Linked DNA regions of Homo sapiens: region 1 is linked to region 2. A link is an interaction called in ENCODE POLR2A ChIA-PET data of the cell type or tissue named here. Cell type or tissue: OCI-LY7. All regions are shown on one strand. Links, peaks and the distances in the headings refer to the core of each region. The heading gives the core; the rest is flanking DNA. Region 1 overlaps AFAP1L2 (actin filament associated protein 1 like 2). Region 2 overlaps ABLIM1 (actin binding LIM protein 1).

What was found. Peaks named below come from ENCODE experiments on the same cell type or tissue, not always from the same donor. Only the 100,000 strongest peaks of a DNase experiment are listed, where the experiment ranks them.
Region 1: POLR2A ChIA-PET joins it to region 2 with 6 read pairs; 3 of 35 experiments call an interaction of 5 or more read pairs at or near these places.

What each region holds. Positions count from the first base shown.
Region 1 is chr10:114,292,824-114,305,882 of GRCh38, reverse strand. AFAP1L2 (actin filament associated protein 1 like 2) reads left to right here. Exons shown (of 19, transcript NM_001001936.3): 11 at 953-1,164; 12 at 3,399-3,544; 13 at 4,418-4,529; 14 at 5,193-5,438; 15 at 5,521-5,689; 16 at 6,468-6,623; 17 at 8,470-8,663; 18 at 8,783-8,905; 19 at 9,815-11,059. The coding sequence ends at 9,841. It overlaps VWA2 (von Willebrand factor A domain containing 2), which reads right to left. Exons shown (of 14, transcript NM_001272046.2): 14 at 11,394-13,059. Among named protein-coding and RNA genes, the nearest start is that of VWA2, 60 kb to the right of the region's middle. RefSeq lists a silencer at 865-914. In OCI-LY7, for the core only: no CTCF peak of the experiment used is centred there; no DNase peak of the experiment used is centred there.
Region 2 is chr10:114,510,004-114,526,335 of GRCh38, reverse strand. The region is part of intron 6 of ABLIM1 (actin binding LIM protein 1); the gene reads left to right. Among named protein-coding and RNA genes, the nearest start is that of AFAP1L2, 110 kb to the right of the region's middle. RefSeq lists an enhancer at 6,909-7,428. In OCI-LY7, for the core only: a CTCF peak has its summit at 2,365; DNase peaks (open chromatin) are centred at 545 and 2,295; H3K4me3 peaks cover 3,723 bases; H3K27ac peaks cover 2,802 bases.

The DNA of each region.
Region 1 (13,059 bases), core at 3,196-7,195, 220 kb after region 2:
CCTGCGCCCCCTCCTGCACCCGCGTCCCCTCCTGCACCCGCGTCCCCTCCTGGATCTGCCTCCCCTCCTGCAGCCCCGACGCCTCCTGCATCTGCGTCCCCTCCTGCAGCCCCGACCAGTCCTGTACGTGCACCCCCTCCTGCATCTGCATCTCCTCCTGTAGCCCCGTCCCCTCCAGCCCCGCTCCCTCCTGCAGCCCCGTCCCCTCCTGCACCTGCATCCCCTCCTGCATCTGCATCTCCTCCTGCATCTGCATCCCCTCCTGCATCTGCATCTCCTTCTGCAGCCCCGTCGCCTCCTGCATCTGCGCCCCCTCCTGCATCTGTGTCCCCTCCTGCAGCCCCAACCCCTCCTGTACCTGCACCCCCTCCTGCATCTCCTCCTGCAGCCCCGTCCCCTCCTGCATCTGCGTCCCCTCCTGCACCTGCGTCCCCTCCTGCATCTGCGTCCCCTCCTGCATCTGCATCTCCTTCTGCAGCGCCGTCCCCTCCTGCAGCCCCGCTCTCTCCTGCAGCCCCGCTCCCTCCTGCAGCCCAGTCCCCTCCTGCATCCGCGACCCCTCCTGCAGCTCCGTCCCCTCCTGCGTCCGCATCCCCTCCTGCATCCGCGTGCCCTCCCACATCCACGTCTCCTCCCGCAGCCCCGCCCCCTCCTTTATCTGCATGCCCTCCCGCAGCCCCGCCCCCTCCTTCATCTGCGTCCCCTCCTGCAGCCCAGTCCCCTCCTGCAGCCCAGTCCCCTCCTGCATCTGCGTCCCCTCCTGCAGCCCGGTCCCCTCCTGCATCTGCGTCCCCTCCTGGAGCCCAGTCCCCTCTTGCATCCGCATCCGCTTCCCCTCCCGCAGCCCCGCCCCCTCCTGCATCTGTGTGCCCTCCCGAAGCCCCGCCCCCTCCTGCATCTGCGTCCCCTCCTGCAGCCCTGTCCCCTCCTGCATCTGCACTTCCTCCTGCAGGTTACCTGAACGTGCTGGTGAACAGCCAGTGGAAGTCTCGCTGGTGCTCTGTCAGGGACAATCACCTGCACTTCTACCAGGACCGGAACCGGAGCAAGGTGGCCCAGCAACCCCTCAGCCTGGTGGGCTGCGAGGTGGTCCCAGACCCCAGCCCCGACCACCTCTACTCCTTCCGCATCCTCCACAAGGGCGAGGAGCTGGCCAAGCTTGAGGTACCGCCGGCCTGCAGGGGGAGCAGGGCCAGCCAGGGTGTGGCGGTGGTGGCTGTTTGCTGCCAGTCTCCAGGACTGTAATGCTACTAAGGGAGAATCAATGTCCCCGCGTGTTATTTTTACTTCGTTTGCCTGAGATTGTTTGCATTTTTAAAAATTTCCATTCCTTTTCTGACCTCAGAGTAGTTGCGTTATAAGAGTGGAACCATGCGCTACTTCCTGCACTTAGGGCAGAAGGAGTATTTTTAGTTCTCTGAGCTACTGGAAAAGCTGCTGGGGATTCAAAGTGGGTGTTGTTTTGTTTGGGTATCACCAGCTGGGAGAGCCTCTAGGCCCAGTACGTAAAAACCACACTGTTAGAGCTTATCTGGGGGAAAAAATTCGCTTTGTGATACAATTACATTCCTCTCGCTCCCCATCCTCCCTTTGATGTGATGTTACGTTTACAAAAATAAGAAGTGACATAACGCTTTGCAAGCTGCGGCAGGCGGAGACCGAGTCCCTTCCACGCATGGAAGCACACACTTGCCCGTGAATGTCCGTTCACTTAGTCTTTGATGTGGAGGTCCTCATCCAAACTTTGCTCCAATCCTGCCCTCTGGTGGCTGAAAGACCCACATCGCAATTGCTTCCCAGGGTCCAGCTTGTAGCTTATATTCATCCATTCAGAGGTTCCCCATCAACAGACATCTTCTCAGCACAGGAATATGGTGGACAAGAGCAATATGGACTCCGTCCTTGTGGCACTTACATCCTAGTTTGGGAGTGTGATGTTATTCAGCAAATTACCCAGCCAATCGCTGGGCTACAATGGCTGGAAAGAAGTGGGGAGGGTGCTATAGACTTGTACTGGGGTCTGGGTGACAGGCTGGAGCGGGAGGGACAGGGCTTGATCCTAGGAGCAACGGAGCCCTGATGGCTTTCAGGGGAGGGCGGCAAGCTCAGATCGGGGTTTTGAGATGCTTCCTCCAGCTACTGGGGTGGGAGTGGATCGGAGGGGGCAAGAAGGGACCTGCTAGGAAGCTGTCGCAGCTGTCCAGGGCAGAGACGCAGCCTGGACTAGGGGAGGCCCATGAAAAGCTGTATTTAGAATCCAGTTGAAACTAAGTGGGGGCCGGGCATGATGGCCCACGCCTGTAACCCCAGCACTTTGGGAGGCTGAGGCAGGTGGATCACCCGAGGTCAGGAGTTTGAAACCAGCCTGGCCAACATGGTGAAACCCTGTCTCTACTAAAATACAAAAATTAGCTGGGTGTGGTGGTGGGCGCCTGTAGTCCCAGCTACTTGGGAGGCTGACACAGGAGAATTGCTTGAAGCCGGGAGGCAGAGGCTACAGTGAGCCAAGATCCCACCGCTGCACTCCAGCCTGGGCGACAGAACAAGATTCTGTCTTTAAAATAAAAAAAAACTGGGAAAAGGAAACCAACTAAATGTCAAATTCTGCTCATCACGGCCTCTTTGATGAAGAGAATGTAGCAGCAAACGTGATGGAGCTATGGGTTATACCAAAGGGGGCTGATTTTCCTCATCAAAATAAACCTATAGCTTTGATTAAATGGGCAGTTTTTTCTCATTATAAAGGTAAGAAACAGTGTGGACATTTTAATTGAGGTACCCAATGGATGCATTTGATTAGAATGCATTGTCCCCTGGAAAAAAAAATACCAAATTCACTGGGATTTTGATGATGATTTAGCAGCTGAGCTAGTGTAAGGTATTTAAAAGATGTCCCGACTTTACTGAAGCCATGAACAAAATAAATTTGAATGTTGTTATTTCTTGGGGATCCAGGAAGTCTTGTTGTATATGGGATTGGGGGAATGACATGCATTGTTCATAAAATACAAGTGTCAACTTAAAAGACATACAATTTTTTAATCATTTTAAAAACTATTAATTAACAGGTGGTCACTAACAGTTTTTAATAGTGACCACCTGGTGATAAGTTTTCACCTCCTAGAAACACAATGTATATACATCTCATATGGCCCTTGGGACAAAAGTCCACAGCATTATTGAGGTGGCATCAAGATGTCACTGACGACAGGAAATATTATCTGGGGCCACTGGGGGGTGGGATAGGCTGGTGAACAGGAGAAGCACAGCCCCGGGCTGTTACAGAGGCTTTCGTGGGCAGGCTCAGGGGTAGGGGTACGGTCATGGCCTGGTGGGGAGGGGCTGGCACCAGGCAGCACTGCCTGGCCCTGCTTATGTCTCTCTTGGCCTCGTTCCAGGCCAAGTCTTCCGAGGAAATGGGCCACTGGCTGGGTCTCCTGCTCTCTGAGTCAGGCTCCAAGACAGACCCAGAAGAGTTCACCTACGACTATGTGGATGCCGATAGGGTCTCCTGTATTGTGAGTGCGGCCAAAAACTCTCTCTTGTGAGTAATTTGGACCCTTCCTCCGTACACTCTCTTATTCCTGGCCATGCTGTAGGCCCTGGGTCAGCCAGAGTCAGGGGCAGCAGGGAGCACAGGGTCCCACCCCACTCTGCCCAGCAGCAGGAAAATGTGAAGCCAAGGAGTAGCCCTCAGGGAGGCCCGGCCAAGAGCCAGGAGCTGAGCTAAGAGCAAGGAGCCGAGCCAGGCTTCGGGCCCCGGGGGCAGCTTTGGCATCCTCAGAGGCAGTTAGACTCTCCAGCTCCTCCAGGCAGAGCTGTCACCTTTCCTGACCTCCTACTTGTCCTTCTGGTGAATCCCTCACTGGGTCTCCAGCACACCCTGGAGAAAAGCAGGTCAGGGGGTGGTGCTTCTGTTTCCAGATGAGCAAACTAGGGCTGAGGGAGAGGGCGTTCTCTGGTCAGGGTGGTAGAGCCAGTCTCGTGGAAGCCGGCTGAGCCACTGAAACAGAATCAGTTTTCTCATGGACCAAACGGGGATAGTGTCTGGCCTGCGCCACCCCAAGTGTATTGTGAAGATGAAATGAGAAGGGGTTTTTTGTTGTGGTTGCTGGAAGGAGATCCTAGAAGGGAGGAATGGGGGAGAAGATGGCAAAGGGATCCTAGGACGAGGCGTATGGGCAAGGGAAGCTTGTCTTTCTGGGAGGAAAATCTCGAACCAAGAATTTCAGGAAGAAGGCACTGGGAAAAGAGGGAGGAGGTGCCCTCAGATCCATGGAGGTGAGTGTCAGCCCCCAGATCTCTTGTGTGGCCACCACTTTCACGGCAACCACTCCTCACTGGGAATCCTTGGAGTCTGGTGCTTTCACCACCCTGCCCCGGCTGCTTCATGTGTGCCACCTCGCCCTGTTTCCAGACTGATGCAGAGAAAGTTCTCAGAGCCCAACACTTACATCGATGGCCTGCCTAGCCAGGACCGCCAGGAGGAGCTGTATGACGACGTGGACCTGTCAGAGCTCACAGCTGCGGTAAGGACCCGGCCAGGCAGTGGCCTGGGCCTCTCCAGGCCCTCCTCCTACCAACCTCAACACCTGGATGCCAGAGATCATTAGAGTATCCCTGAGATGAGATGAGTGGGTTCTGAGTCACCTACCAGGCCAGTAGTGCAGACACCTAAGTGCAACAAGGCTGTCTCCTATATGTGAGGCTGTGCAGTTTGCTTGGCTTGGGGACTTATCTAGATGAAACACCGGTGAACCCCTCTCGTCAGGGCTAGGGGTGTGGTGGTGGGATTGGGAGTGGAGGTACCAGTAGGCTTCCAGGTCCAAATCGGTTGTTGAGTGGGATGATCACACCGATGGCAACTTCCACGTTTTGGGCACTGAACCCTGTGCTGAGCTGAGGACCTCCTGCAGATGATCTCCTTGAATCCTAACCACCTTATGGGAAGATGCTGCTCTTTTCCTCTTTACAGATGAGGAAATAAGGTTCAGGGAAGTTAAGTGCTCTGTCTGGGTCTTCCACCTCGAGTGACATATCTAGGACTCAGCCAGTGGCCCCCCCAGCAGGGAGGGAGATCTCTTGGAACACTGTGAGATGGGCACCAGAACTGTGAGGCAGGGCTGGTACCCCCTCCACAGCTGAGGGAGTAGAGGTAATGTTGAATGCCCCAGACTCACTCTCTCCTGCAGGTGGAGCCTACCGAGGAAGCCACCCCTGTTGCAGATGACCCAAATGAGAGAGAATCTGACCGAGTGTACCTGGACCTCACACCTGTCAAGTCCTTTCTGCATGGCCCCAGCAGTGCACAGGCCCAGGCCTCCTCCCCGACGTTGTCCTGCCTGGACAATGCAACTGAGGCCCTCCCGGCAGACTCAGGCCCAGGTCCCACCCCAGATGAGCCCTGCATAAAGTGTCCAGAGAACCTGGGAGAACAGGTACAGGCCTCCCCTGCAGGACAGCAAGACCACCTTCCTGCGCCCCTTCAGCCAGCTGAGTCAGGTCTGCTTTCCCCCAAAGCAGCTGGAGAGTTTGGAGCCAGAGGATCCTTCCCTGAGAATCACCACCGTCAAAATCCAGACGGAACAGCAGAGAATCTCCTTCCCACCGAGCTGCCCGGATGCCGTGGTGGCCACCCCACCTGGTGCCAGCCCACCTGTGAAGGACAGGTTGCGCGTGACCAGTGCAGGTACTTGTGCTTGGGGAAGTTAGCCCGATTCCATCTGTATTAGTCAGGGTTCTCTAGAGGGACAGAACTAATAGGATAGATGTATATATGAAAGGGCGTTTATTAAGGAGAATTGACTCACACGATCACAAGGTCAAGTCCCACGATAGGCCTTCTGCAAGTTGAGGAGCAAGGAAGCCAGTGGTGGATCAGTCCAAGTCCCAAAGCCTCAAAAGTAGGGAAGCCGACAGTGCAGCCTTCAGTCTGTGGCCAAAGGCCCGAGAGCCCCTGGCAAATCACTGGTGTAAGTCTAAGAGTCCAAAAGCTGAAGAACTTGGAGTCTGATGTTCAAGAGCAGGAAGCATCCAGCACAGGAGAAAGATGAAGGCTGGGGAAGACTCAGCAAGTCAAGTCCTTCCATGTTCTTCTGCCTGCTTTATTCTAGCCATGCTGGCAGCTGATTAGGTGGTGCCCACCCAGACTGAGAGCGGGTCTGCCTCTCCCAGTCCACTGATTCAAATGTTAATCTCCTTTGGCAACACGCTCACAGACACACCCAGCAACAATACTTTGCATCCTTCAATCCAATCAAGTTGACATTCAATATTAACCATCACACCATCGTTTTCAGATTAGGAAACAAGTTCAGAGAGGTAGAGGGACCTGTCCAGGTCTGGCATCCAGCCTAGCAGGGCTTTGTGCCAAAGCCCCAGGTTCTATCCGAGCCTGGGGAGTAGACTGGGGACAGCCCTCATGATCCAGCTCTGCTTACCTGGGGCTTCCCTCTCTGGGTCTGTAGAGATCAAGCTTGGCAAGAATCGGACAGAAGCTGAGGTGAAGCGGTACACAGAGGAGAAGGAGAGGCTTGAAAAGAAGAAGGAAGAAATCCGGGGGCACCTGGCTCAGCTCCGGAAAGAGAAACGGGAGCTAAAGGAAACCCTACTGAAATGCACAGGTAAGGGGGCCCCCAGTGGGGAGGGACCCTCAGCTCAGAGGGCCGTGTAGGCTTAACTTTTTGGCGGAAGATCTGGCTGTCACCACACCTTCTCAATCAGTGGGCCCTGGCCCCTTCAACCCTTGGCCTGGGTGGGTGCTCCCTTGTGTGTCCTTTCTTCCAATCCTGTCTGAAAGGTCATTCTCCTGGACAGAGAGAGAAAGCCTCTGACGGAACATCAATAGGACCAGCAGGTCATCGTAAAAGCTAGTTAAAGGAAGTTTTACAGGGTTATGCATAGGCCGTGTTTTATTGTCACTTAAATGCATATTCCTTGGCCCATCTTTTGAGGACCTGGCACTGCAGATTTTTTGAGCTCTGGTTGGCTGACTGGAGTCTCATGTCATCCTTCATGCATTAACTACACCTGTTAATGCATCAGCCTTCATTTCCAGCCTTCATTTCTTGAAAGTCAACAAAAACTTAAGATACTTGCCAAGAAGTCTTTCTAGATTATCTTCCAAATCACACTCGTATCATTTGACAGCTATTTCCTGGCAATCTGCTGCATTTAAAATTTCAAAATTAAAAAAATATTGAGATGGGGTCTTGCAATGTTGCCCAGGCTGGTCTAGAGCTCCTGAGCCCAAGGGACACCTGCCTTGGCCTCCCAAAGTGCTGGGATTACAGGTGTGAGCGTGAGCCACCATGCCCAGCTGCAACCTGCCTCTTCTAGAACCTTTCCAAAGTATTTGACTTAGTTTTCATGGAGTAACTTTGTGCTTATTTAAATTGTAGAGGTGTATGAATAAGCAAGAGCAGCGGTGCAGGTTTGAGGACAAACTCAGCTGACTGGTGAGGGAAGGTCTTGAGGGTGCAAAGTCACCCACTGGCTTTCTTTTTTTGAGACAGTCTTGCTCTGTTGCCCAGGCTGGAGTGCAGTGGCGTGATCTTGGGTCACTGCAACCTCTGCCTCCTGGGTTCAAGCGATTCTCCTGTCTCAGCCTCCTGAGTAGCTGGGATTACAGGCATCCGCCACCATGTCCAGCTAATTTTTGTATTTTTAGTAGAGATGGGATTTCACCATGTTGGCCAGGATGGTCTCGAACTCCTGGCCTTAAGTGATCTGCCTGCCTCAGCCTCCCAAAGTACTGGGATTACAGGCGTGAACCACCGCACCCAGCTTGAACTGTATTTTTTTAAACTCCAATCTTCAAAACATTATTAGTATACGTTTTCTTTTCCTTCCCTCTTTAGAGATGGTCCTTCAATAGCATCTGTGAATTTTTCTTAAACAGTGGCCCTGTGCTCAGGACTCTATGTGGTACATATGTGATACCATCCTTTCCTCCAGCAGTGAGCTTCTAGGATACAGGCCCTAGGCATCATTTCACGGTGTGGCAGCATCAACCCAAGAGGTCCAGGGTTAACAGGAGGAGCCAGGGCTGAGGACTCCTGCTCTGTTAGGCGTAGGGAAGCCAGAGGATTGAGGGAACTTGGTAGGGCAGGTCAAGCTGCCCAGCCCTCCTCCATGGGCCATGAATAAAGCCCCTCACCCTTTTGGGTCACTGTCAAAGCAACCAAGAGTCTCTGAGAACCTACAAGAAGGGACTTAAGGCCTCAGACTCATGCCCCTTAGTGAAGCCAGAGCTCTCCTCCCCAAGAGCCTCCCAGCCTTTGCAGAATGCTAGCTAAAGGAGGCCTCCAGGCTGCCCCGGCATACAGGCCCCTCCTGGCTCTGAGTGTTGGGGCCAGACCTGTGGTCCTTCTCGGGTGGCGGGGTATGTAGACCCTGCCTCCACCCAGCAGGGCTCCCTGGCCTGGGCTGAGATGCTGTTCTCTGACACCTGCATAATTCTCTCTCCAGACAAGGAAGTCCTGGCGAGCCTGGAGCAGAAGCTGAAGGAAATTGACGAGGAGTGCCGGGGCGAGGAGAGCAGGCGCGTGGACCTGGAGCTCAGCATCATGGAGGTGAAGGACAACCTGAAGAAGGCTGAGGCAGGGCCTGTGACGTTAGGCACCACCGTGGACACCACCCACCTGGAGAATGTGAGCCCCCGCGTGAGTGCTGGAACTGCGGCCTCTGGGCTGCTTGCAGGGCTCCCTGGACATGGGTTGGGGTGGGTGGGTCACATCTCCCTCCCCTTGACTCAGCCCTTGCTCTCCTCCTATAACCACAGCCCAAAGCTGTCACACCTGCCTCTGCCCCAGACTGTACCCCAGTCAACTCTGCAACCACACTCAAGAACAGGCCTCTCTCGGTCGTGGTCACAGGCAAAGGCACTGTACTCCAGAAAGCCAAGGTAAGCAGTCACTCCCAGCCTCCCTTGGGGCCAGCAGAAATGTCACTAAGGTAGGGGCCCATCTTCTGACCCAGGTGGTGCTTTGTGGCTTTTGGCACCAGCTCTGAGCAAGGGCTCGGCACTCACCAAGGAGTGGCCATGGCTTTGCCATGCCTTCAGCTCAGTCTCTGGCACTGACCAACCAGAAAGGTGTCTGCACTTGGTTCGAGCATCCTTCCCTGTGAGCTTGGGGATGCTTCAGTTCTTGCCCTCCACACAGCTATGGGTAGATTCCAGGAGGCCAGCTGCAGCTCAGGGACAGATTATGACTGAGTTTTCAAACCAAAAAGTCAGTCAGTGACTCCACAGGACTTCTACCATTAAAACTAAAGAAACAGACTCACATAGGTGGTTTGAATTGCCCAAAGTTGCCCACCCAACTACTGGCAAAATTCTCAGCAAGTTGTGAATGAGGAATCCATGCTATGATGCGGTTTCTCCCTGATGGCTAGTCAAAAAAGTATCATTAATCATTTACTCATTTACTCATTTGTACACTAAAGAACATGCCTAGGGCTGCCTTTGCTTTTGGCAAATTCTGCTCCTTATTCCTATCCTCCTTACCTGCTGGAGATATTTGGAGGTCCCACAACAATGGCTAACCAATAAATCCATGCAAGCATCTGAACCTCCACTCCCTTGTTGCTGTGAGAGACATCACTTATAGGCACTCGCTGTTGTGCCACAGTCTCAAAATCTCTGAATAGGCACTCTAAGCAGTGATGAACACACAGGGTTTGAAACATTTATCACCTCTGTGCCTAAAATAGTTTTTCTCACATTTTTTCTATGTATATCAAGGTTGCTACAGTGGATAACTAACTATCTTTTTGGTGGGGGGTGGGTGCTGGTATTTGAATGGTACCCTAGGAATGGGAGAAGAAAGGAGCAAGTTAGAAAACAAGCTTCATCTAAAGACTCTCATGTCAATGTGGACCTTGGTGACAATCCTGCTTTGTTAAAGCAAAAACTATGCGAAAGGGTGAGTCTGTTTAGAAGAAAAAGCAAAGACTGAGGTACTGTGAATGGAGAGCTTCAGCTAAGAGGAGGCTCTGTCCCTTTTCAGAGCCAAAGGAAATAATACAACAAAAAGGAGGCTTCTTTGGAGACCTAAGTCTATTGGATGTAAACAAGACGTTGTATTTAGGGATGTTCTGTGTTTCTTTCTTTTTTGAAGTTGTCATCAATTGCTTTACTAAGATTTTTAAATAGTGAAAACCTCCTGTTTAGACTTTGGTGGAAGATGAATCAAGGAAGCAGGGCCCTGTCTTATGGGTCACGTGTCTTTGGTGAGTGAGAAGACCTAAACTCCTGGCCATCATCTCTTATCCAATACTTAGCAGTTGGGGATTAAACCATCCTTGCCTTCAGTTCTCTCCAATATTACCAGGCCCAACTCAGTCTTCAGTGATTTTAAACAGCATTGACATCATCTGTAAAACCATCATCTGTAAAACCATCTATGACATGAGTTTTGAGAAACAATAATGGGGAAAATATTTGGGACCAAGCTGAAGCACTAATCCCACTAAGTTAAAGACTTCTTTCCAGTCCAAGGCAGGCCTGAATCAACTGTCTTTAAATAAAATTTTAAGTGATGCTGTATTATATATAGGAAAAAATGCTTAAAATCCTGTCATTTAGAACAGTGAAAAGTATCTTTTGAGATTAAAGTGACTCTTTACTGTAGGAAAAATATTACTCTGTGTTTACAGATTCATTGCTGTGGTCAGGCCATTTTTAAGGGAAGAGTTATTTAATATAAATAGTCTCTGATTTTAAGTTCTGTTTAATGTTCATTCTCCTTCCAAGAACAAAGTGGTGATTTTTGGTTAGGGTGATCGCCCTCTTAAAATTGGCAGTGCTGTTCCTTGTGCTGCCCCTGTCTTTTCCTCTGATGGCATTTTTTTTTTTTTTTTTTTAACACAGGTTGAAACATTTCATCTATTATCTCTGCCTCATTTCTGGAGGGTTGTGTATCAGTTCTCTAACACTTGTTCCTGAGAACTAAATGTCTTTTTTATTCTTATTTCCTCTCTCATAAACATTTGGTGACCTTTTACCAAGTGGTGAGTTAGTTAGGTTTTTTAAAATAAAATGTTCATTGTATTTGAAGTTTTCCTCAGTTCATGAAATGACTTGGGGCAGGGCCTGGGGGGTTCTCAAGGGAGGAAATGTTTTGGTTATTTACACACTGAACTACAAGATGGGATCCTAGCAGGAAACTCAGCCTCCTTGAATCAAAGAGCATAGATAAGGCTGAAAGCAAATTTTAGTTGTACAGTTAACAACATACCAAAGACACAGGAAACATCTGCAGAAATTGATCATATATAAGTGAATGAAAAATCAGTACTCCTCCCAGAAGTTAAATATACTCCTAAAGAATTCTTGGGAAAAAAGAAACATACCAATACTGGGAAGGTTGCCTAAGTAGTAATTAAGGAAGTTTATAGCATAAATGTGTTTATTTTAAAAATGACAAAATCAAAATCGGGTTCATTAAAGAGACAAATAGACAACCTAAGGCAATATGAAATAGCAGAACTGAAATGGAGGCCTTAATACAGATACTGACAAGATTTTTCAAATTATAAAAAAATACTATGAATATATCAGTGTAAAAGTTTGAGAAATATGTATTTTCCATTATAAGGTTAGTATAGCTCTGATACCAAAAATTCAAAACAAATTGCAAAAGAAAACAAATCTCATTGTTGGACACAGATTAAAAGAATCTGAAATAAGATGTTGGCAAATGAAAAATTCAGCAGGGTTTATAGAATGATGCATAATGACCAAATAGAGTTTATCCAAAAAAATCAAGGGTTGTTCAATGATTGAAAATACACAAATGGATAACCTATCACATTAACAGATAATACAAAAAATGCATTATCTTGAGGAAGAAAAAGCATACCATAAATCTCAACATGTAATAAACACTCTTAGTTCATCTAGGAATTAAGCATTCTTAAACTGATAAGTAACCCATAGAAAACAATTATTATGATGAAAAAGTCAAGAACCAGATATGGATACATGCTACTTCATGAAACATTATTCTGGAGGTCCCAGGCAATGCAAAATGACAAGAAAAAGAAGTGGTATACAACTTTGAAAGGAAGAGACAAAACTAGCATCATTTGGAAATATTTCTCTAGAAAAGCAAGAGTCAATTATTAGAACTAGGGTATTCAACAAGATGACTGGAATCAGGATCGTTCAGAGAAAATAAGGAAATTTATGGCCTATATGCAATGTTTTAATTATTGCAAGGAAAATATATTTCTGTCTTATTTGAATAAGTAATTAAAGGTAAAAATTAAAGCTAATTTCTTTTAAATGAAAGAAAAAAGGCTTGGCTAGTTAGGCCATAGGATAGCACTTTCCTGGGGGACTGACAAAAGCTGAACTATTTAGTGGCACTGTCACTACAAAAGGGGAAAAAATGTTTCAAAGGCGAGAAACCCATTTCCTACAAAGAAACAGTAAAGGCCCTTACTATGTAAGTCGAGAGCCCACAGTTTGCTGTTTAAATCCAAGTAATTCAATCAGGGCACCCAAATACCAGCCCGGAACAAGACAAAAAGCCTACATTATAACATGGTTAAACTGCTATTTAAAGACAATGCATTCATGTAATTTCTATGACATCACTGATCAGCATCTGCTAGGGAGCATGTGATCCTGCCCCGGACGTTGTCTTCTGTGAAGGGCAGCATAATAACAAAGTTATCAATGAAAGTATCCCTTGAATATAGATGATTATGACTCAATGTCTGGTACACCAGACTTTTTAATATCTAAAATCTTGGTGATACTGCTTCAAGCGCTTTTCTAGCACCAGAAATCCTGAAGTTCTTAAAGCCAAAGTACCCTTGAATGTTTGTCTATAAAACATTATGTTACAATATTTATAAAGAAAAATGGGCCAGGCACAGTGGTTCACCCCTGTAATCCCAGAACTTTGGGAGGCCAAGGCAGGGGGATCACCTGAGGTCAGAAGTTCGAGACTAGCCTGGCCAACATGGTGAAACCCTGTCTCTAACTAAAAATACAAAAATTAGCTAGGCATGGTGGCACCTGCCTCTAATCCCAGCTACTCAAGAGGC
Region 2 (16,332 bases), core at 360-4,359:
CGCAAGATTGAAAGGAGACTGTGGTTTTCAGACTTTGGGGTTGTTTTGTTTTGTCTGTGGTTTGTAGAGCTCTGTGAAATTTACATTTGAGTCCTGTTTGGGGGATTTGGTGGTGGAAGTGGCACGTGGGAATGAGTAGATTTAGCTATTACTGTAAATTATGAGATTTTTTTTTCTTTAAGAAATACCCAATAAATGAAAATAAGGAAACAAAATGTTTAGATGTTATTCATGTTTTATTGCGGCTCTAGGTTGAAAGAGCTTGACAATTGCCTCTCTTTCCACCTTTGATATGCAGTAAAAGAAATCTAGAGATTCTGGCCTTTATATTGAAAATAGTTTTCCTAAAAACCCAGTTATTAATCGAATCATACTGTAAAGACTTTTTTTGGGGGGAAAGTGTTTTAAAATGTGCTATACTAGCATGAAAGAAGAAATGGGACCAGAAAGTTATTTCATCTGTGAAAAAAATAGATTTATGATGTTGGAAAAGAAAAAAAGAAAACGTGAGTTTGGCCATAAGCCAGCAGGAGTGTGGTCGCTATAGCAGCTTCATTTGTCACTTAGCTGAGATTGGAGACTTAAAAGAAAACTGAGCCTGTTTTTCTCTCAGACAGCCTCATAAGGAATGTTAAGAGGATGTGAAGTTATTTAGATTACCAAAACAGGTTCTGACAAGTAAGTGAAAATAACTCATTAAAATATAATTGTTGCCATTCTATAAATGGATCAAAAGGCTTGTTGAGTCACTGCGTACTTATAGAATAGGTGAATTTGCCACGGCTCATTGGTATAAATTACTTTTGAGAAGGCTTTTTAAGACTAAGCGTGAGGCCTTGCCAAGCATCCCTTATAACACTTAGAATGTTTTGACCAATGTTTTCGAGGCGGTTGCCTAAGCATTTTCATGTGTCAGTGAGTCTAATCCTCGCATCAGTGGCTTATCCAGTAAGCTCAGGGAATATTATATCCTGACAACAGAAGCCTGCAGATTTTTCTCTTCAACTAAACAATAGCTCACCTAAAAGGACAGAAAGTGAACTACTCAGTTCTTGTAACCTGACTTTCTGGAGGGATGGTCATGATTTTGGCTCCTGTAGAACAGGGTTTCTCAACCTCAGCATTATTGACATTTTGGATGGGATTATAGTTTGTTGCAGGGGACTGTCTATGGGATGTCTAGTAGCATCCTTGATCTCTACACACCAGGCGACAGTAGCACTCCCTCCCCAGCTGTGAGAACCAGAGATATCTTCAGACACTGTTAAATATTCCCTGTGGGCAAAATGCCCCTGGTTGGGAATCACTGCTAGAGGGAAACCTGTCTTGGGGCCTACTGCTGCCAACGAGGGGGAAGGGTCTATGAGAGGAGGCTGGAGTCCCAGGGAGGCCTGGCGGGGTCCAAGGAACAGTGGCAGGACAGGTGTTTTTGCCTGACCATTTGGTTTTTATTTTGTTTGGGTTTTGTCTGAAATCACATCTTGGGAATGGGGTATCAGATTCAAGGACTTGCTGCGGATATACATTCTTCTGCCCCCTTTTCCTTCTGTGCCCTTGTGGGACTTATTTTATACAGTGCTATGATTGGTATAGTAGTCAAACTTCTTTCAATTGAATTCTAAAGTGCATTCTGGGGATATACTATTTTGTCTTTTTTTAAAAAGAAGCTTATACAGTGATCCATTTTATAAAGCAAATAGTTACCCATACTTTTCCCTTCTGTAAATATAGAGTTTTTTGTTGTTGTTGTTGTTTGTTTGTTTGTAATGTGGGTTTTTAGTAAATCTGGCCATGCCTGTTAGTTTTTTTTTCTTCTAGAATCTGCAAGTGAATGCTTTCATTTCTTTTTTCTTTTCGCCATCTGTACCAGTGGGTCTCAAACTGTTTTGATTTTTTTAGGAATTGGGCCTTGTTTTGTGAGTGCAATTGAAGAATCACAGCTTTTTTCCAATTTACAGATAACGATGAAGTCAATGGCTGGGATTTTTTCCGTTTAAAATTTTTCTTACACCTTTAGCATTAATGCTACTGCTTGTTTGCTCTCAAAGGTTTACAGATTACAAAATGCATGAAGCTGCGAGTGCTGCTTTTTCTTGGTGTTTCTCCAAGAATATAGTACATTGCACTGAGCACCGTGACTTCCAGGAGCTACCACCACCACCCAAACCAGATGAGATGTACCACTGCATAGTGCTTAGTGGTGCTTAGCATTGGCTGAACAGATAGGGAAACACCTTGACTTATTGAAGTCTATTCTTGGTGACAGACCTGGACTGGCCCATAATGTTATCAGAGAGCTGTGGTTTCTGCTTTTGATTGCAAAGCAAATCTTGCATTTCTCTCCACCTGGAGGTACCAATGTGACACACACCATGTGCTCTCTAAGTAACAGTTCTTCGTAATTAAAATTCACCCTCTCCCCCCATTCAGTAGACCAAAGATCCCTGAGTGCAGCAAATGTGAGCATTTTAGGTCTATTTGCCCCCAGGATATAGCACAGTGCCTGCTCATACTATTTGCTCAGTCATTGATGAACAGACAAATGAATGTCAATGATTTCTATGGAAAGACCACCCAGGAGCTTGGTCAGCAAGCCACATGTCTGCAGCCTGTGTCCATATTTCTGTAATTTTTTAAAGAGGACAAATCCAGTCACCATCTAAGCAGGTTTTAATGTCTGAGGGGCTACCAGAAAACTCTTTGAAGGATGCAGGAAGAGTGGGTCTGTGGGTTGTAGAATTTGGGCCTTCATAAGGCCCAGAAATTAAATTTCTGCTCTTATTATAAACCCCACAGGTTAATGCTTCTTCATGGTTTCAATAAGATAAAGAGCACACTAACCATAGGGTCTGACCCAAAGGCAAGGTATTTACCACCTCTTTAAGAAAACTCGCCAGTTGAAAGAGCTTATGATCAGAGGTGAAAAAACGGCCCTTGTTGATCTATGTGTCCTGTGGGGAGTCAGGTGGTGCTGCCCAGAGAACCTACCTGGTTCTCTGAACCAGGTTATCAGGGCAAGGGGGGTGCAGATGGGGCAGATGTCTTGAAATTGGAAGTTTCCAGACTGTGCAGAATGTAAAGATGCCGTAGTGAGAGACAGAGAAGCCAAAGATCCTCTCAATCTCTTGCTTTGGTTCACAAACCAACCCCAGCTCCATGGATTTTTTTGTTTTGTTTTGTTTTTTGAGATGGAGTCTTGCTCTGTCACCCAGGCTGGAGTGCAGTGGTGCAATCTTGGCTCACTGCAACCTCCACCTCCTGGGTTCAAGCGATTCTCCTGCCTCACCCTCCGAGTAACTGGGATTACAGGTGTGTGCCACCATGCCCGGCTAATTTTTTGTGTTTTTAGTAGAGATGGGGTTTCACCATGTTGGCTAGGCTGGTCTTCAACTCCTGACCTCAAGTGATCCACCCGCTTCAGCCTCCCAAAGTGCTGGGATTACAGGCGTGAGCCACCGCACCTGGCCTAGCTACATGCTTCTAAGCAGAGCCCTGGGAATGAGCAAGCGTGAGCCTTTCTTGTACCTTAAGCTGCAGAGGCTTAAGGTGCAGCCTTTGACGGGAGGGGACCTTCATCAAAGAGGAAACAAACCCTGCTGCTTTATTATTCGCCAAGCCTGGAATGTTTTTAGCAAATACGTGTTTGTGTCCTTCTCAGCATTGCTGGTTCACACTGAGGCCATTTGTTGCTCATAAACACTAGATGAAGCAAAAATACTTGTTTACACTTAAGACTGCTTTTATCTTTCCTTACTGCTGAATAGTAATTTTTTACTAGATTGTCTTGGTTCTGTGCAGCTGGTTCCTTATGTCTGTGCTCATATCCGTATACCTTGTCCAAATAAACATACTTGAAAACATAGAGAATTGTGTTTTGTGAAGTTTAGAACATCCTCTAACAGAGTTTAAGCTGAGCTTTCTGCTTTGTTTTGGCAACTTGTTTAGGATGCCAAATGTATCTGGTCTGGCAACAGATGAAAGAAGATGTTGGCCCTTATATAACGAAGTTTAGGGAATAAGTGGGGGGTGGGGTGGATTGCCAGGTTTCCTTTGTGGTTTGAAAAGAGTTCTAAAGCATGAGGAAAACATGTGTTCGACTGGGTTTTTGTTTTGCCTTTAAACCTTGGAATTTTGAAAATCTGTTGAAATATCTTCTCCTGGCTTATGCAGCCCTCTGAGATTAAGTTTCTGATTACCTACATCTTCCCTCCTCTTTCATTCCAGCCCTGCTAGCCTTCTTTCTGCCCCTCAAGCACAGACACTGTCCATCTCTGGGCTTTCACTGCTCCCTGAGCCTGGCACATTCTTCCTCCAGATCTTGGCTTCCTTCTCATTATTCAACCTGCCTCTTTTGACTTGGAGAGGTATCCTCTAATCACCTAGCTAAAGTTGCTTCCACCTGCCCAACCCCTAGGCCATCTTCTCTCCCCTGGTTCTGTTTTAGGTTCTTCATGGCACTGTTCCCCGACTATCTGGAATTCTTATCTGCTTGTATCCATGTCTAGTATCTGTCACTCATTGCAAGAATGTATGCTTATGACAGGTACTATCATATCCCCGAAACTAAAACATCATCTGATAGAAGGTTGGTGCCCAATAAGAGGATGAGTGGATGGATAGAAGGATGGATGAATGGGAGGGAAAAGGAGAGGGAAGGAAGGAAAGAAGGAGCGGGGAAAGGAGGGGGGTTGACTACCGAGTAAATTTCTACTCTCTTTTAAGTCTAAGAGCTTCTCTCCTGTGATTCCTCTTTGACTCCCCAAGACAGTAGCCTTGGAGAATTTTCTCCCCACACCCACCTCACTTTGTACATTACACTAACCATCTTATCCAGTTACAGTCACCTGTTTGCTAAGCTCTGCATACTAAGCTCTTGAGGACAGGAATGTGTAATAAAGGTGGTTATGGTTGTAATTATTGTTTGTTCTTATTGCCTTAGCACTTTATAAGCATACTTCATCAAAGTCCTTTCATCAACTCTATGGCTTGAGTATGACTCTCATCTTTGTTTTGCAAGTAAGTAAACTGAGGCCCAGAGCAGTTGCCGAAAGGCGTACAGATGATTACTGCAGGGCCAGGAATTGAATACAGATTTCTTCTTGGTAGCGCAGATTATACAGCCTTTCTTTCCTCCTCATCAGGTGTCCAGTGCCTGACCCACAGGTTCATCACAGGCTTTTGCCAAATGAATGAAACCTAAGACCTCACCTCCTCCCTTCTCATCCCTATTATTTGAGCTTATACATATTATTTATACTATTTATAAACATAAACATGAGCCTATCAGTTCATAATCCAGTGACATCTCTAAGGATAACTAGCTGCTGTATCTTAAGTCACTTATTTTTATTGTTTTTTTAGAAACAGGGTCTCACTCTGTTGTCCAGACTGGAGCACAGTGGCACAGTCATAACTTACTGCAGCCTCAAACTCCTGGGCTCCAGAGATTCCCTGCCTCAGTCTCCTGAGTCCCGGGACTACAGGTGCATGCCATCATGCCCAGCTAATTTTTTTTTATTATTATTTTTTAGAGACAGGGTCTCACTATGTTGCCCAGGCTGCTCTCTTAACTCCTGGCCTCAAGTGGTCCTCCTGCCTTGGCCTCCTGAAGTGCTGGGATTACAGGCATGAAGCACCACACCCAGCCTACGTCATTTTTCTTTCTTTCTTTTTTTTCTTTTTTTAACCGATAGGACGTCATTGATTGCTTAAACCCTCTCATTCTTCTTATGTAAACAAATCTATTAGTCAAAAGTTAAGCAGCTGCTGAGTCACATGGCACTTTAATCCAGGGTTACAATTGGCAGCCCTGGGAATGAGTTCTCCTTTTTTTAGCTCCCACGATGGCACTGATTTCCCCTAGAATATGAAACTTACACCAAGGAAACCACCATGACAACTGTAGGTAGCAATTTCAAGCAGAAAAGACTAGGAAAATGCCTAAGAATTTTAAACCTGACAGAGTTCTTCTACATTTTTAATATAACCAAGTGCTGTTCATCACCTGCCTTGACACCGGTGTTTGTGAGGTTGATTGGCCCCAGGATGTTCCACTGCAGAACAGAAGGCCAAGATCAGAAGCCCTTGTCGACATATAAATGTAATGCTGTAAGCTGGCTTGGAGCTGTGACTCCATGGAGCCAATTCTAAAATGATTAAGACTTCTGTCTATAGAGAGTTGAGGTGGAGACTGTTTACTATGGCCCTGCCCAGAGGCTTCAGCAGCTGAGGGTGTACCCTCTGCAGTGGGAGTCTTCAGGCATGAGCCTGAAGCCTGTGCTGGCCTCTAGGGATGGAGTCCCTTGTTGTCTTACAGCTTGAATTTTCCAGCACAGGACAACTCCAGATGACAGCTCCAACAGGGCAGAGGCTGCAGCCTTGCCAGACTGGTCCGTCAAAGCTTTCCTTGGCACATAATCCAGTTTCACCCAGGTTTGGGGGTAACCCAGCTGGTTCCTTTTTTCCTGGGTTGGTGGTGAGCTAAGCAGGGAGGTAGTACCCACAGGTTATTTATGGATGTCAAAAACTCAAAAGGCCCTCAGCACTGGGGGTAGGACCAGTGAGAAGTGCTCAACCATGGCATGTATGAGGGATCTGTGGGCGAACCCTGATGTGTCATTTGGCTCCTCTATCCATCACAAAGAGCAGGGACCCCTGAACCCTTTAACCATCCCTGAGCAAGATTGGAGGGATTTTTGCCCTTTTAATACAACTTCTTAAATGGCCTGATGGCCTTGGATGTACTCATTAATAAATATGTCTTGTGGTTTGCAATTTAACTGTCTGTGTGATGAGGATATTGGAAAGGAGTTTCTGACTGATTCATTGTTCACACTTGCCTCTCCCAGCCGAGGGATAATTGGGGCCTTGCCTAATCTGCACTCGCTCACACCCAACATGTGCTGGGCGGGGAAAAAAGGCTGCAACCTGGCCGGCTGGTTCCCGGACCTGGCCTTGCACCAACCAGGAAGATCTCTTCTCTACCTCCTTTTCTGTGTTCAAGGTGATACCTGCTTAGGACTCCCAGAAATATCATTAGCAGGAAAGTTCCACAGATTTAATCTAGTCTAAACCTCTGAGAGTTGAGGACACTGAGACCCAGAAAACCTGAGTGATTTTCCTAGGAACACACAGCCCATTGGTTAGTAAGGCAAAAGTAGACCTCAGAGCAGCTCAGTGCTTCTCTATCCCCTCTGCACCTCCCCCAGGCTGCCTCTTGAACTACTTCTCTGCTTGCTGTACAAACCAAAGCTATCTTTCAAAGTCTTTTGGAATATTAAAGCCATTACAGGGAGGCAGGGTGTGTGGGGATTGAGTAGATATTCAAAAGATTTTTGCTCAAACCTTTATTTCACTTTGTTTTTAAACAACTTCCCTTTCCCATGCCTATGGAGCTTTTCTTGTCTCATCCTAAAAACTCCCAAGTTCCCACCTGCTTCTAGGAAGATTGTTGATGATTGTCCAGGCATCCCCTGCCACTGTCTGAGCAGACAACTTCTAAAAGTTTTTTTTTTTAAGTAGTGTGAGCTCATCGTAAATAAATAAATGAATAACTGAGTAAGTACACTTGTTTGTACTTCTCTGAATCACATGTAATGGGCCAGATAGTACATATTTTCAGCCTTGTGGACTATGCTGTCTCTGTCTCAGCTACGTATGGGCTAAAGCAGACCTAGAGACTATGTAAATGAACAGACATGGTTCTGTTCCAATAAAGCTTTATTTACAAAAAACAGGTAGTGGGCCAGGTTTCACCTATGGGCTGCCAATCTTGGTATCAGGTAAAAAGTAAACATTCTCCACTTACTCCCTAAGCTTTATTGGCACAGGACCACGTCTGTTCATTTACATAGTCTCTAGGTCTGCTTTAGCCCATACCAGCCTTGAGTAGCTGAGACAGAGACAGCGTAGTCCACAAAGCTGAAAATATGTACTATCTGGCCCATTGCATGTGGTTCAGAGAAGTACAAAGAAGTGTACTTATTCAGTTATTTATTTACAATAAGCTCACATTACTTTAAAAAAACCCACTCCCAGAGGTAGCTATTGTTGAGAGTTGGGTCTATAGTGTCACTGGCATGCAGATACTTACAAATACGGGGTTGGATCATGTAAATTTTTTCATATAGGATGTAGAGTTCTGTATCTTGCTTTGCTCCTGTTTCTTGCACATAGATACCTGTGGGAGGGCATGTATTCTTTTATACAAATAGGACCGTTTTATGCATGTTGTTCTACAATTTCCTTCACTTGGCAGTAACTCAGTGTTGATGCTTATAGGATGATGACATTCTTTTTAATGACCACATAGTGGTAAAATCCTTTACCATACACTAAGAAAACATGACAAATACCAAAAAAAAAAAGTATGTGTGTAAATAACTACCAGCAGACACAGATGATGTCTTGTTCGTCTCACATGGTCCCATGTGTCTGGTGGGCACATCCACGGGGATCCATGTCAGCCCGTGCAGCGTTACTATGTTTCCAAAGGGGGTTTTGTTTCAGCCTAACTTTCTGCCAGCACAGCACCACATACAGGTGACGAGCTAATAAAAGATTTGCATGATGAGGAAGGTTTCAGACAAACTTTAGCTTCAACATTGTGGTTGATTATGAGGCAATTTCTGTGAAATCCTAAAAATCCCAAGTTTTTTGTCCTGCTGTGAACACAGTTTATCGCAAAAAAGTACAGACCCACATTGTACTGTGGCCCCCCTCCCCGCCCTTTAAAGTATGCGCTGTCGTTGATGCCTTGAATTCGTTCCTAAGGATATCATAGATCACCACAAACTTGGCAGCTCAAACATGACAGAAATGTATTCTGTCACATTTCTGGAGGCCTGAAGTTTGAAATCAAAGTGTTGTCGGTGTGGAGTGGGGGTTCTTCTGGGGGCTCTGCTGGAGGGTCTGCTTCATCCTGTCCCCTGGCTTCCAGTGCTGCAGCATCCTTGGTGCTGCGTGGCTTGGAGCTGCATCGCTCCAGTCTCTGCCTTCATCTTCATGTGGGTCCAGCTTGCCCTCTTGGTCAGTTTCCTTGTCTTGTCTGGTCCCGTCCTGTCCTGTATTTTGTAAAGACTTGTCATTGGATTCAGGGCCCACCTGAATCCAGGATGGCCTTCTCTCAACACCCTTACCTTAATTACATCTGCAAAGCAGGTTGGACATATCTTTGGGGGACCACAGTTCAACTCAGCCCATGCCCTCCCATCTAAAAATCGGAGTGCTTGCTCTTCCCTCTCAGGTTTTTCCTCCTGGAGGTGAGGAAAGGGGCAAAAGCCTTGTTCTTGTCGTAATCAACAGCCCTGCTCTTTGAGGATAAAAAGCAACAACAAAAAAAAACGGAGTCCCAAGGAATGGCATCTACTATTAGTTAATCGCAGGTCCCAGAAAAGCACCAGCCAGAACTGCAAGTCTTCTAGGAAATTTCTTACTGAATTCAGCAAAATAAGAGGCTAATGAGAAGAGTGTTTGCATATCTGATAGTCTAACTGAAAGGAAACAGAGGAAGAAAAATGTGCTTTTGTAAGCCCTGAGAGTTTTAGCTGAATGGCAGCCTTTCCCTGTGATTAACTGGCATTAATTATTGTTTCAAAGAGTTTCCAAGGTTGACTGAATCCAGTGTGAAGCTCACAAAACCAACACCATCTATTTGTTTTATTTCTCAGGAGAAAGTTATATTAATGCAAAAATAAAGAATTGTGGCTGGGTTTGTGATCTGTTTTCAATAGTTTCTTTAAGGAAGCAGCTGTTTTTTGTGTTGCACAGGGTACTTGGATGCGAAACAGTTTTTGTTGTTTTGGCTTTTTTTGGAGACAGAGTCTTGCTCTGTCACCCAGGCTGGAGTGCAGTGATGCGATCTCGGCTCACTGCAACCTCTGTCTCCCCAGTTCAAGCTGTTCTCCTGCCTCAGCCTCCCTAGTAGCTGTGATTACAGCCACACACTACCATGGTTGGCTAATTTTTGTATTTTTAGTAGAGACAGGGTTTTGCCACGTTGACCAGGCTTGTCTTAAACTCCTGGCCTCAAGTGATCTGCCTGCCTTGGCCTCCCAAAGTGCTGGGATTACAGGTGTGAGCCACCACACCTGGCCGCAAAACATTTTTTATGTTTAAAATTGATACCTGCTCACCTCACTCCCTTAGACAATGTTTAAAATTGATACCTGCTCACCTCACTCCCTTAGACAATGTTTAAAATTGATACCTTGCTCACCTCACTCCCTTAGACAATGTTTAAAATTGATACCTGCTCACCTCACTCCCTTAGACAATGGCTTTGGTCGCAAGGGACAGAAACTCACCTCAAACCAGCTGTATTTTGGAGCCAGCATAACAAAGCACCACTACTTGGATGTTTTAAAAAAGACAAATTTAATTTCCAACAGCTCTGGAGGCTGGTGAAATCAAGGTGTGGGTAGAGCCATGTCCTCTCTGAGCCGGTAGAGGAAGATTTACCCTGGCCTCTTCCAGCTTCTGGCCTCTTCCAGCTTCCTTGCTTATGGCAACAAAACACCAACCTCTGCCTCTGTTTTTGCTTAGAGTTCTCCTTGTCTGTCTCCCTCCCTCTTCTGTTCTTATAAGGACATCAGTCATAGTGGATTAACAGCCCAACCTATTCCAGTATGAGCTCATTCCAACTAATTAACATCTGCAACAACCCTATTTCCAAATAAGGTCACACCCTGAGGTATTGGGAGTTAGGGCTTGAACATATCTTTTTGGGGGACACAAGTCAACCAGTAACATCAGCTGAAGCAGAAAAGAGGCTCACATAGCCAAGCCGCTGGAGGGGACAGGGCCTTAGATGTCATTAGCATCCCGTCAGCTCTGTCTGCTTATCTGTGTGTGTCATTCACACTCACGAACTCACTCTGCATGAAAAGCATAAGGCTGCAGCTCAGGGATTCTCAACCATGGTGGAAAGGGCTCTTGTACCCCCAGCTCACATCCTGAAGTCCCAGGAAGAGATTCCATCGGAATGTCACCTCTCCAGCTCTAGACCATTCACTGTGGCCAGGGAGAGGGTCACGGGAGGGAATGGCAGCTTCCACATCTGGATTTGGGGAAAGATCCCACTGCCGCACACCAAAAGCAGGGTAGCCTTGACATGGCCGCTGCGGGAATTGTGAGCTCAGGGTAGCTGGCCCAATTTGTGTGAATCTCAGAACTAACCTAATTCGAATGCAGCATTGCAGTCACGTGTCACTTAAATGACCCTTGTCATGACTTACCTTTAATGTGATTTTATGCACGCGCTCCTTCTCACCCATCCCCTGCTGCATTGACCTGGACTAAACTGCTTTCAGGTTCTGGGAGATCTCCTCAGAAGTTGTGTTAGATTTTTCATTTCTCTGGAAGGTCAGTGCATTTGCATTTGGGCAGAAACTCATGGTGACTATACTAATAATTTAATCTTTAGTCTCAAAGGACACCATGGTGGGTAGGTCTCAATGACAGGCGCTTTTCCTCTCTTTTTTAGTTTTCAATCTGAAGCTTTTAAACTTCCAAAAAGAATCACAGTAGTGTAGAAATAGTCTTAACTTCTGCTAAATGGCCTGTGGGAGGCCTGCTTCCTGTACTTTGAATACCTTTTCATAGGTTTTCATGCAGTCTGCAAGAAAAGACAGTTTTATTTCAACTATAAAAATTAATTCAGGTTGAGAGTGGTGGCCACGCCTGTAATCCCAACACTTTGGGAGATCAAGGCAGGAGGATCACTTGAGCCGAGGAGCTTGAGACCAGCCTGGGAAACATAGGGAGACCCTGTCTCTACAAAAAAAATTTTTTTAAATTAGTTGGGTATGGTGGCACATGCATCTGTAGACCCAACTACTTGGGAGGCTGAGGTGGGAGGATCACTGAGCCCGGGTGGTCGAGTCTGCAGTGAGCTGTGATCACGCCACTGCATTCCAGCCTGGGCAACATAGTGAGACCCTGTCTCACAAAAGCAATAATTCAAAGGAATGACTGCAGAAATTACAAAAACAGCTGATAATTCAGAATGCTCATTTCACTTTATTTTTTTTTTTTTTTTGAGACAGAGTCTCGCTCTGTCACCCAGCTGGAGTGCAGTGGTGCGATCTTGGCTCACCGCAATCTCCGGCTCCCCTTTCCCCCTCCCATTCAAGTGATCCGCCCACCTTGGCCTTCCAAAGTGTTAGGATTACAGGCGTGAGCCACTGCACCCGGCCTCATTTCACTTAATTATGTTTGCTTCCAGCTAGTATCGGAAAGCAACTTTTTTATTCTGTGAGTCTTAGGTGAGCAGCAGTAGAGAAACTTACCTGAGATAACTAATCTGTAGATCCTAAAAGTGATGCTTGTGGAGCCTGTAGGACAGATGCAGTTATTCCTTGAGTATAGTCATTGAGTGATGGTGTCATGTGAAAACTTTGCAGGCTTGGATGATATTTTCAGGAGTATATGTATCTTGGAAATTTGCAGTATGACCCAAACTTGGCACATCTTAATAGTCAATAAGAATTTGCAGGGGCACTAAATCCTTGCTATCTCTCTGGCAAAAGATAGATTTCTTGGTAGTGTTGGCATCGACACCTTTCATGGAAAAATCGATTGCTTGTATCTACTAGCTCTGTGCTAGACAGGAAGCACTAAGAATTCATTTGGTGGTTCTTTCATTCCTGGCTTATGAGGGATACCCTTTGCTCCTACCCGCCACCAAGGTGAATTCACCTTGACCCTGAGCATACCAGCACACAGACCAAGTTGGGCTTTGATTGCTGGTCATTTACAATAGGTTAGAAAGGGGTGAGCTGAAGCATGTCGACTAGATGAAATTGCCACAGTGTGGTATTAACCTGCTCAGGATAAATTGAGTGTGAAATTGTTACTGCCGGATGTTGCTTGCCAGTGGGGTTTCTTTTTTTTTATTTTCTTTTATGTGATAAATGTTTTTGCTTGATTTAAGAGGTGGTAGAATACTGGCTGTTACTGAAATGAAGCTAATTTCTTCCTGTTCTGAGCCATTATAGCATATCTTGCGGACATTTGAAACACATTTTTCTCCTAAGATAGCTGCATTTCTGAATGAAGAACTGATATGCTTTCTTTCTAAATTCATCACATTTCTTTCTAAATTCATCACGTTTATCAGTTAAATGTACAAGGGGTAAGAAATGAATTTTCAGCAGATTGTTGTACCTGAAAAATTACACAGAAAAGTAACTTTAGGTGAGAAAGTATCTGGTAAGTTTCTCAAAGGTTTAGGTTTTCTGGGTCTGGTTTGGTTTGGTTTGCTGGGGAAAGGGAGGATGGATGGAGGAGGATGGATGGAGAGTACAGGTGACTGTCTTCTTGACTATAGTGTAAGTGATAGGAAAAAACTCTCGAGTTTTGGTATATAAGTAATAAAAGCAAAATTCGGCTTGCTTGCTTGCTTTCTCTCTTTCTTTCTCTCTTTCTTTCCTTCCTTCCTTCCTTCCTTCCTTCCTTCCTTCCTTCCTTCCTTCCTTCCTTCTTTCCTTCCTTCCTTCCTTCCTTCCTTCTATCTGATGGAGTCTCACTCTGTCACCCAGGCTGGAATGCAGTGGCACGATCTCGGCTCACCGCAACCTCCACTTCCTGGGTTCAAGCGATTCTCCTGCCTCAGCCTCCTGAGTAGCTGGGATTCTGGGTGCACACCACCACACCCAGCTAATTTTTGTATTTGTAATAGAGACAGGGTTTCATCATGTTGCCCAGGCTGGTCTTGAACTCCTGACCTCAAGTGATCCGTCCTCCTCGGCCTCCTAAAGTGCTGGGATTACAGGCGTGAGCCACCACACCTGGCCTGGATTCTGCTATCCTTCTAATCCCAATTTACAAGTTATATCTTCCGTGAAGTCCTGCCTGACCCCTTGAATTATAGTTAGACATTGTCCCTTCCTCTGGATTCAGAAGCAGGATCTTTCACTCAATGAATGTCTATTGTCCACTTACTATTTGCACACTTCGAGAATGCAAAGATGAATAAGGTTCCTACGTAAAGCCTTTTGGCTTCTCTGCAGACTGGTCCCCAGAGGAATCAGCATGTCACGAGTGAATAAGAGGTACTCCGTGAGTGCACATTGCATTGGATTGTAACACATTTTCTTTCCCCAGTTCGCTAATTTCAGCCCTTTTTACGCACAGGAAAAAAACATCCTTTTGTTTGGGCTCCTGTCTTTAATAGACCCATTACTTTTGGAATAAGCAGCTTCCCCCCAGGAAAGTTCACCTGAGTCATCTTGTGCTCAGCACGACTGGCCTGCAGCAAGGAAGTGGTACCAAGCAGCTTTACTGTCCTAATTGGACAGAAGGAAATTGACTTGTCTTGGATGGGGATTATCCAGGTCTTTCTGCTCCAGGAAGACACTGAGAGAGCATCTGTCCACCTGAGATTGTTTGTTGATGAGAAAGTGATGCCACCGTGTTCAAGTTTGAGGGAACTGCAGAGCAAGACCTTCTGGGTCCACAGGAAAGAGAGGTCTTTAAACTTAATGATGCTCCGAACAGCTGGAAGGGGAAACTGGAGAATATGGACAGTTGGCTTTTCTGCTGAGAGTTGAGACTAGTCTCTACAGATGACCTGTTTGATGCAAACTGAAAGAATTAGAACAAGTCTTTGCCAAAATATACACTGGGAACAAAATGATAGGAAATGGGACTTTTCTAGAAAGACATGAGAAGGGGCCAGGTGTGGTGGCTCACGCCTGTAATCCCAGCACTTAGGGAGGCTGAGGCGGGTGGATCACTTGAGGTCAGGAGTTTGAGACAGCCTGGCCAACATGATGAAACTCTGTCTCTACTGAAAATACAAAAATTAGCTGGGTGTGGTGGTGCATGCCTGTAGTCCCAGCTACTCAGGAGGCTGAGGCATGAGAATCACTTGAACCTAGGAGGTGGAGGTTGCAGTGAGCCGACACTGCACCACTGCACTCCAGCCTGGGTGACAGAGCAAGACTCTGTCTCAAAAAAAAATTTTTTTAAAGAGGTGAGAAGGGTATAAAAAAAATTAAAATGAAAAACATTGCTTAGAATAGAATAAAATCTCGTGGATTCAGCAATACATCTTGCTCTTAAATATTTGTTCTGCCATTGTTCTGTGACGTTAGAATTTTCCTCAGTGATAAACTTACATTTTTTGTATACTAGTTTGAGGTATAATTGATTCTATAAACAAGAATTTAACATTTCATTCTTGTACTATGTTAACTGATTATATAATTATACTTATAATGTGCGATTATAAAAAGACAACCCCTACCTTAATGGAACTTAAACTTTAGTGGAAGACTTCAAAGATATTGATAAGTTCAAGGCACTACCTTAACAGAATAAATAAATGCTGTAGGAGCACAGAGGAGGGAGGGAACACACTCAGCTAAGACTGAAAAGACCCTGTGGCAGGGCACAATGGCTCAGGCCTGTAATCCCAGCACTTTGGGAGACTGAGGCGGGTGATCCCTTGAGCCCAGGAGTTTGAGACCAGCCTGGGCAACATGGTGAAACCCCATCTCTAATAAAAATACAAAAAGTTAGCTGGGAATGGTGGTGCATGCCTATAGTCCCAGCTACTCAAGAGACTAAGATGGGAGGATCACCTGAGCCCAGGAAGTCAAGGCTACAGTGAACCAAGATCGCATCACTGCATTCCACCCTGGGTAATGGGAGTGAGACCTTGTCTCAAAAAAAAAAATAATAAAATAAAATAAAAATAAAATCCCTAGAGAAGGTAGCAGTAGAAGCTTGGAGCATTGGTATTTTGTTATATGAAATAGACTATTTTATACAAAAAAATACCTAATATGTGTTCAACGCCCATTAGACTCTGGAAATACAAAAAATGAATGAGACAATGTCCTTGTTCCCAAGAAATTAAAGTCTAGTGGGGAAAAATCTGCTAGGTAGCCAGCAGTTATAATTCATTGCATTATATAAATGGCATGTGCTTTATATGAATATATAAATGTATATTCAAGTCAAGAAATACATGCAAATCAAAGAAAATGCCTAAGTCCAGGGGAGCTGGAGAAGGCTCATTTCAGTCTAGAAGTTTTCAACCTGGGCTACACCTTGCAATCACTTTCTCTAGAGGGGCCCCAGGCAACTATACTTTTTTAAAACTACCCTGTTGATTCTAATGCACAGAGAAGTTTGAGAGTAGCTTCTCTCAGGAAATTTAAGATGTGGGAAGGTATAGGCAGTGATATGGTTTGGCTGTGTCCCCACCCAAATCTCATCTTGAATTGTAGCTCCCATAATTCCCACATGTCATGGGAGGGACCTGGTGGAAGGTAGTTGAATCATGGGGGTGGGTCTTTTCCATGCTGTTCTCGTGGTAGTGAATAA